Regions from separate parts of the Homo sapiens genome. Here region 2 is linked to region 1. The links are chromatin loops, found by intact Hi-C in ENCODE. Cell type or tissue: ascending aorta. All regions are shown on one strand. Each heading gives the region's core, and the rest is flanking DNA. Links, peaks and the distances in the headings are about the cores only. Region 1 holds the start of HCCAT5 (hepatocellular carcinoma associated transcript 5). Region 2 has its middle 60 kb from the start of ZFHX3-AS3.

The links. Hi-C counts contacts between places; a loop is a spot of excess contacts. Peaks named below come from ENCODE experiments on the same cell type or tissue, not always from the same donor. Only the 100,000 strongest peaks of a DNase experiment are listed, where the experiment ranks them.
Region 2: it touches region 1 in a loop (4-fold over the local background); 8 of 110 quality-filtered maps call a loop at or near these places.

Annotation. Positions count from the first base shown.
Region 1 is chr16:73,092,002-73,094,910 of GRCh38, reverse strand. HCCAT5 (hepatocellular carcinoma associated transcript 5) reads right to left here and starts at 2,562. Exons shown (of 3, transcript NR_027756.1): 1 at 1,926-2,562; 2 at 1,700-1,830; 3 at 1,137-1,447. It also overlaps a transcript of ZFHX3 not described here. RefSeq lists enhancers at 957-1,457, 1,458-1,958. In ascending aorta, for the core only: no CTCF peak of the experiment used is centred there; DNase peaks (open chromatin) are centred at 345, 1,240, 2,090 and 2,360; H3K4me3 peaks cover 2,437 bases; H3K27ac peaks cover 2,500 bases.
Region 2 is chr16:73,171,190-73,174,098 of GRCh38, reverse strand. It overlaps a transcript of ZFHX3 not described here. Among named protein-coding and RNA genes, the nearest start is that of ZFHX3-AS3, 60 kb to the left of the region's middle. RefSeq lists enhancers at 1,782-2,631, 2,702-2,909. In ascending aorta, for the core only: CTCF peaks have their summits at 993 and 1,195; DNase peaks (open chromatin) are centred at 385, 1,368 and 1,788; H3K4me3 peaks cover 1,321 bases; H3K27ac peaks cover 2,417 bases.

The DNA.
Region 1 (2,909 bases), core at 250-2,749:
TGAGGAAAACCCTATCTCTATAAAAATACAAAAATTAGCCGGACATGACGGTGTACATCTGCAGTCCCAGCTACTCAGGAGGCTGAAGCAGGAGAATCACTTGAACCCAGAAGGTGGAGGCTGCAGTGAGTCAAGTTCGTACCTCTGCACTCCAGCCTGGGCAAAAAAGCAAGACTCCATCAAAAAATAACAACAGCAACAACAACGACAAAAAACACTTCACAGGAGGAAGGAGCAGAAATTGTTAGGGAGGAGCTTGGTCCTTGGTCCTTGTTGGTGTGGACCCACCGTGATCTGGTTCTACATGTGTTTGTTGCTGCTACACCTGAGCCCCACCGAAGTAGCATAAGGTACCATCCACTTTGGCGCCCACCGTGACCCGTCAGCACTCATCCAACACAGGCATGTATTGGGCAGCTACTTTGTACCTAGTACTTACAAAGTCAGGAATAAGACAAACACATTTTTAATCTAAGGGAGGGGACAGACAACCATGTTAAACAATCAACTATGCAGTTATTGCATTAATTACAGTCACATGGCTGTTATGAAGAGAAGGTTTACAGGACCAGCCCCTGGACTGGAGTCAGGGTAGGGGTTCTTAGAGAAGGCTTCTTACTGTTCAGATCTCTAAAATGTGTGAGTAGGAATTAATTGGGTGAACTTCCAGGAAAGAACCTTCCAGGGAGAAAAATACCTAAACTATGCCTGTGTTTCCAAAAAGAATGCTGCTGGAGAAAGATCAGGCATTATTTTCAAAGGTATATTGGAAGAGGATTTGCCTACCTGGGCTATAAGAAAGCTATTGAGCGCCTAGCTTGTGTGTGCATTTGTAGGGGGTTGGGGGGGTCCACACTCAACCCCACAACTTTCCCTCACCCCATCCTGCCTTTGCCCTGCCAGGTGCTCCAGTTCTAAACTCTTAAGTTTTCAGCCAGGAGCAGGGCCAGGACTCACCCGTGCCATGCCGGCTACATCCCTGCTAGAGCTAAGCTGTCTGCACCACCGCCCCAGCTCTACTTAGTACTATTAGTAGCTTGTTTTTCTAAGCCCTAAAATTCATTTTCTTTTCCCGCCTCGCTTCCAGAAAAATAAATAAAAGTGAACACATCACTCATTTAAGACGAGGAATGGAATTTAGGTTGCGTTTTTCTTTCTATTTTTATGATTAGTTAGAATTTTCCTGGGAACGCCGCCAGGAGGGCATTATGGTGAGATAATGTCCTGTATTTAATCAGCGCTGTAATGGCGAACTGTATTCTGTGGGGAGAGGCCGAGTTCACTCATCCTTCTCCGTGCTGTCTGTTTGCAGGAGACGACCGGTTAGCCCAAGATGAAGACAAGGCCGAGAAATGGCTGGGCTCCAGGCTTGTGTGACAGCCCGAGAGTGGACAGGGCGCAGCTATGACTCCATCTCTTCTTACAGGACCTGGAAGCTCTGAGAGCCCTGGAACCCCCAAAAGAGCTGAGCGAAAGGGGCCCTCAAACGGACCAAAGTGATCAGCTGTGGTTCTGCATCTGCCAGACTTTTTCAGGGTCGTCCCCTGTGGCTTTCAGACGTCTGTTGGCCTGGGCACACTTCTGGCTTTCAATATGCATCTTTCCCCTTTGCAACCCAAACACGATGTGCAAAGGGTGGCACGTGGCCTTTGAGTGAACCTGGAAGTCAACGCCAGGTAGGACCGGATCATTCCCTTACCTCTGCATGCGCGTGGTCGTCCAGAGTTTCCCGAAAACCTCTGCTGGAGGTGAGGGCTCGTGGTTTGCAGCTGTCGGGGTTGTTCTTGTTTTCAGAGTTCTTTGATCCATTGCTGAAGAATGAAGGGATCTCTGGGAGGGGTCAAATAGCAAAAGGATATGTTAGAGAGATGTTTGAAAGGATGGAAGAAAACAAGGGCCCGAAGAAAAAGGAGAAGGGATTTCACCTCCAGGAAGGGCACACAGAGCATAAACGAAGGGATACAGGTTGGCTTTTCTCTGCAACTAGCATGGGTGGCTGGGAAAACAGGAGCGCGTGGGACACACACAGCCTCTCAGATTTACTGTTGTCCCTATTAAACTCCGGGTCTGCATGAGCCGTCTGTTCAGGTAAGGGCAGTGGAGAGCACAGGATGCCCCAAGCAACCCATAAATAGCAGGGTGAAGACAAAGTGTTTATTACTTAGCCTCATGAAGCCCATATAAGCGCTCTCCCAGAGCGCGAGAGAGCAAGAGCATGTGTAAGCCAGCCCGCGTGTGTGTCCCGGGAGTGGGAGCCCCAGACACGGCGTTCGCGCTCGGCTTGATTCTATGAAGGCGTCTATTTGATGGAACGTACTGGAACAGTTCATAGCCAGCCCAGCAAACCTTGTGTGGAGACAGAGCTTGCTTTTTCTCTTTCCTTTTCCTGTTTGCAGTGAGAATGAGGCCTTTCTCTCCCCGGCCCTTTGCTCTCCCCACAGTTGTCTCACGAGGTCACTTCCTGCTGACAGGCTCCTTTCAGTGCAAGGTTTGGATGGAAACAATACTCCGTTTTCTGGGGGACTGGTGAGGCTCTGGGCCTCACCAGGCTGTCTTAAACTTAAATGGGATATTGTTTCAGTAGGGCTGACAGTTTCTTCAGACAACTGGCTCTATGTGATGCAAGACTTTATCCTTTTTTGTGTGTGCATGTGTAAATATATATATGGTATCTTCATACCATCAACACGCAGTGGCAGAAAGGTGGCTTATGATCATGATGTTTGCTTTCAAGTCTGGTTCAACTACGCACTAGCTGCGTGTTCTTGGGCAAGTTACTAAGTGACTTTCCCTTTTTAGCTGGGCATTAGTGTCCTTAATTCACACTAGCCTGTCTATAAGAAATCTTCGAGCTCAAACATTCGTTGATTCTGTGATTGCAAGACACTACATCACTATGTTCAACAATG
Region 2 (2,909 bases), core at 127-2,626, 79 kb before region 1:
CCAGTGAACCTCAAGCCGGTCATTAACTCTGCCCAAAGCCTTGAGGACGCTCACACACTTGGGAATTTTGGGAGCCCGGAAACTAACTGCAAAGTTTATTTTCAGAACAAGGCACAGAGAAGGAAGCAAAAGATAAACAGGGACCGAATGTTTTAATTATTTTACATGGTTCCACCCCAACACCATTCCCTAAATCTTAAAGGAATGAAGGTCCGAAGGGGTTTATGGGAGAGCATTTTATTCCTTCCCCTTTCTGCCATACAGGCTTGCAACTGCCCTGCGCCCCCACTTCTATAGCGTTCCCTTCATGGGAATGGCAGGGTATATCCGTGGCTATCTTGTGACTTTGGCCAAACCTGGGTGTCGGAGCCTGGTGAGTTTCCTGGGCGGTTGTGGTCGTTTCAGAACAGTAGCCACATGGGATGCTCTCCAGGGACCGCCTCTGAGTTGCATGGATACAGTTCTTCATCTGGGTTTTATAGGGAACAGGGGTCCTGACCTTGGAGTGCAAGAGAGCAGAGCATTGTTAGTAAACTGTCCGGGGAAGACTTTAAGAAAAAAGAATGAGGTGGAGGAAAGGGAAACTGGGAAGGGCCAAAGGAATCCAGATCCTTCATCACGTTCAGGCACAAGCAGACTCCCTGGGTGTGGCCTTCGGACTCGCAAAATCGACTCCAGATATCTTGGGGAGAGCGAGAAGAGAGGACAAATATGCCGGGGCGGGAGGGGCGGGGGGAAAATACCTGCTAATGCAATTAACTGCAAGTGGAAACGACAAGCCGTCGCCCACGGAAGATCTCAGAAAACACAGCTCGAAAAAGTACAAAAGTCCTTCAGTGTGAGGTAATGAGGCGCATCTAATTATATTTAAGAAAGAAACAGCAAGAACTGCTTTAAAAGCCTCCCCTCAGTCTTCCCCTCTCAAACCAGTATGGATCCAAAACCCAGAGACATCGTTGCTTCAGAGAAAGTGAGGAATTGAAGAGTGCATCACAGGAAACAAGGTTATTTTCCCAGAACTGAGAAAAACTATCACATAAGCCCTTCCCTGACTGTTCTCTTTTCCCCTCCCAAAAAAAAAAAAAAAAAACAAAAAAAAAAACAAAAAAACAGTCCCATCAGGAAACAGCAGGGGGAGAAAGAAAGAAAGAAAAAAAAAAAAAAAAACCACAGGCAGCCCCACCATGAGAAATCAAGGCAGTCGAAATGACATTTGACACCGCCAGGCCACAGCTGAAGAACAAGGGAAAAGTTTTAGGGCGACTGTCAATGACCCATGGTCCTTCACTCCTAACCTTGCTCCTAGCATATGTTTCTCATTTCCTTGCTTATAGCTGGTCCAAGCTAATGATATGTGTTTTGGCCGGGATCCCGTGCTTGGCATACAGCCGGTCTTGTTCTCATTGTCCGGGCTACTTACAGAAACCTCTTTCTCTGTCTCTTTCTCTCTCTCAAAAAACCGGCTTTAAAGAACAGTAAATATGCAAAACAGCCCCCACGCTCTATAGAGCTACCATCTTGAACACGGCCTACGCCATCCTCACACACCCCATCAATAAAGGCCTGAAGAGACTGCCCACAGGAGAGGGGTAAGTTCAACACAAAAGCAGTGGAAATTCAAACAAATTGGCCCATTAGAGTCTCACACGGCTATAAATACAGCTCGGCTGGGGCTATTTTGAGGGACGGTGGCATGGGAAAGTTCGGCCTGGAATCTTGAGTCTGTCAAAGGAGACGGATCTCTCCCAAGACATGGGAAGAACACGAAGCGCCTGGCGGGCAGGAGGAAGGAGGGCGTCGGAGCTGGTCAGTTTCAGGGCCAGATTACACGTGGATGGCAGAGACAAGGCCGGGCCTCGCCCCTGCACCCCGGGGCTGCCGGACTTGCTGTTGGAGGCTTGGGCTCGGGTGTCACTCAGAGTGTCCATAACCTCTCAAAAGGCCGAACATGCTCTTTTCCTCCTCAGGGATCAATGGACCATTTCACTCTTCCTGAAGGACCCGGCAGGCGGGTGGAGGAGGGGTGGGAAATGGAGTGGCTGGCGAGTCTGGGCAGGACCCGGTCTGCAGTCAGCATCTCTGGCGGACCCAAAAGGGAATTTTTTCCCATTTTTTTATTGATACATAATCATTGTGCATATTGATGGGGTAGGTGTGATATTTTGATATAATGTGTAATGATCAAATTAGGGTATTTAGGGTAGCCATCATCTCAAGCATTTAGTATTTCTTTGTGTTGGGAACAGTTGAGGAGGGCATTTTTGCCCATTCAACCCCAAAGGTTGACACCGGGTACGTGTATGTTACAAAATCAGGGGCACAGTAGCATGGATTTGAGGAAATGGGTCCCATAAACAAGAGTTAGTAAAATATGTAGGCAGAGAATATATATGCAGATGTCGAGAACTGCTTAACATTCCCCCTCAGGGTGTGTCAACAGATGGCAATTAACTGCTAACAGTTAGGAATCAGTAAACACAGAATACACAGACGCTTATGCATCGTGTACCTGCCTGCGCTGCAGGAACACAGATTCCCCTTTGCGGCTGTGAAATTGCAAGGAACGTCTGGGTTCACTCTGCCCGCCCCCCACCCCGCCCCCCCCGCCATTTTCTGTTCAGAAGGCACACCCAGGACAACTGTGGATTTACACATTCACTGTAGACCAAGCACTATCCAAGGCACAAGAGTCACACAGACAGAGCTCCTTCTGCCTGAGGCTTTCAGCCCAGTGGATGCATTTGATCGGTGCCTGACCCTACAGTTTCCTTGAAGATACCTCGGCATTTCCCCGGAACAGCCCAGTTTGTATCTATTATCCCAGAGTAATTATTAATAGCACTTCTTTTCACTCTCAAAAGCGTCCCAGTTTGGATGATAAATTATATGGCTACTCTATCTAGAATCCC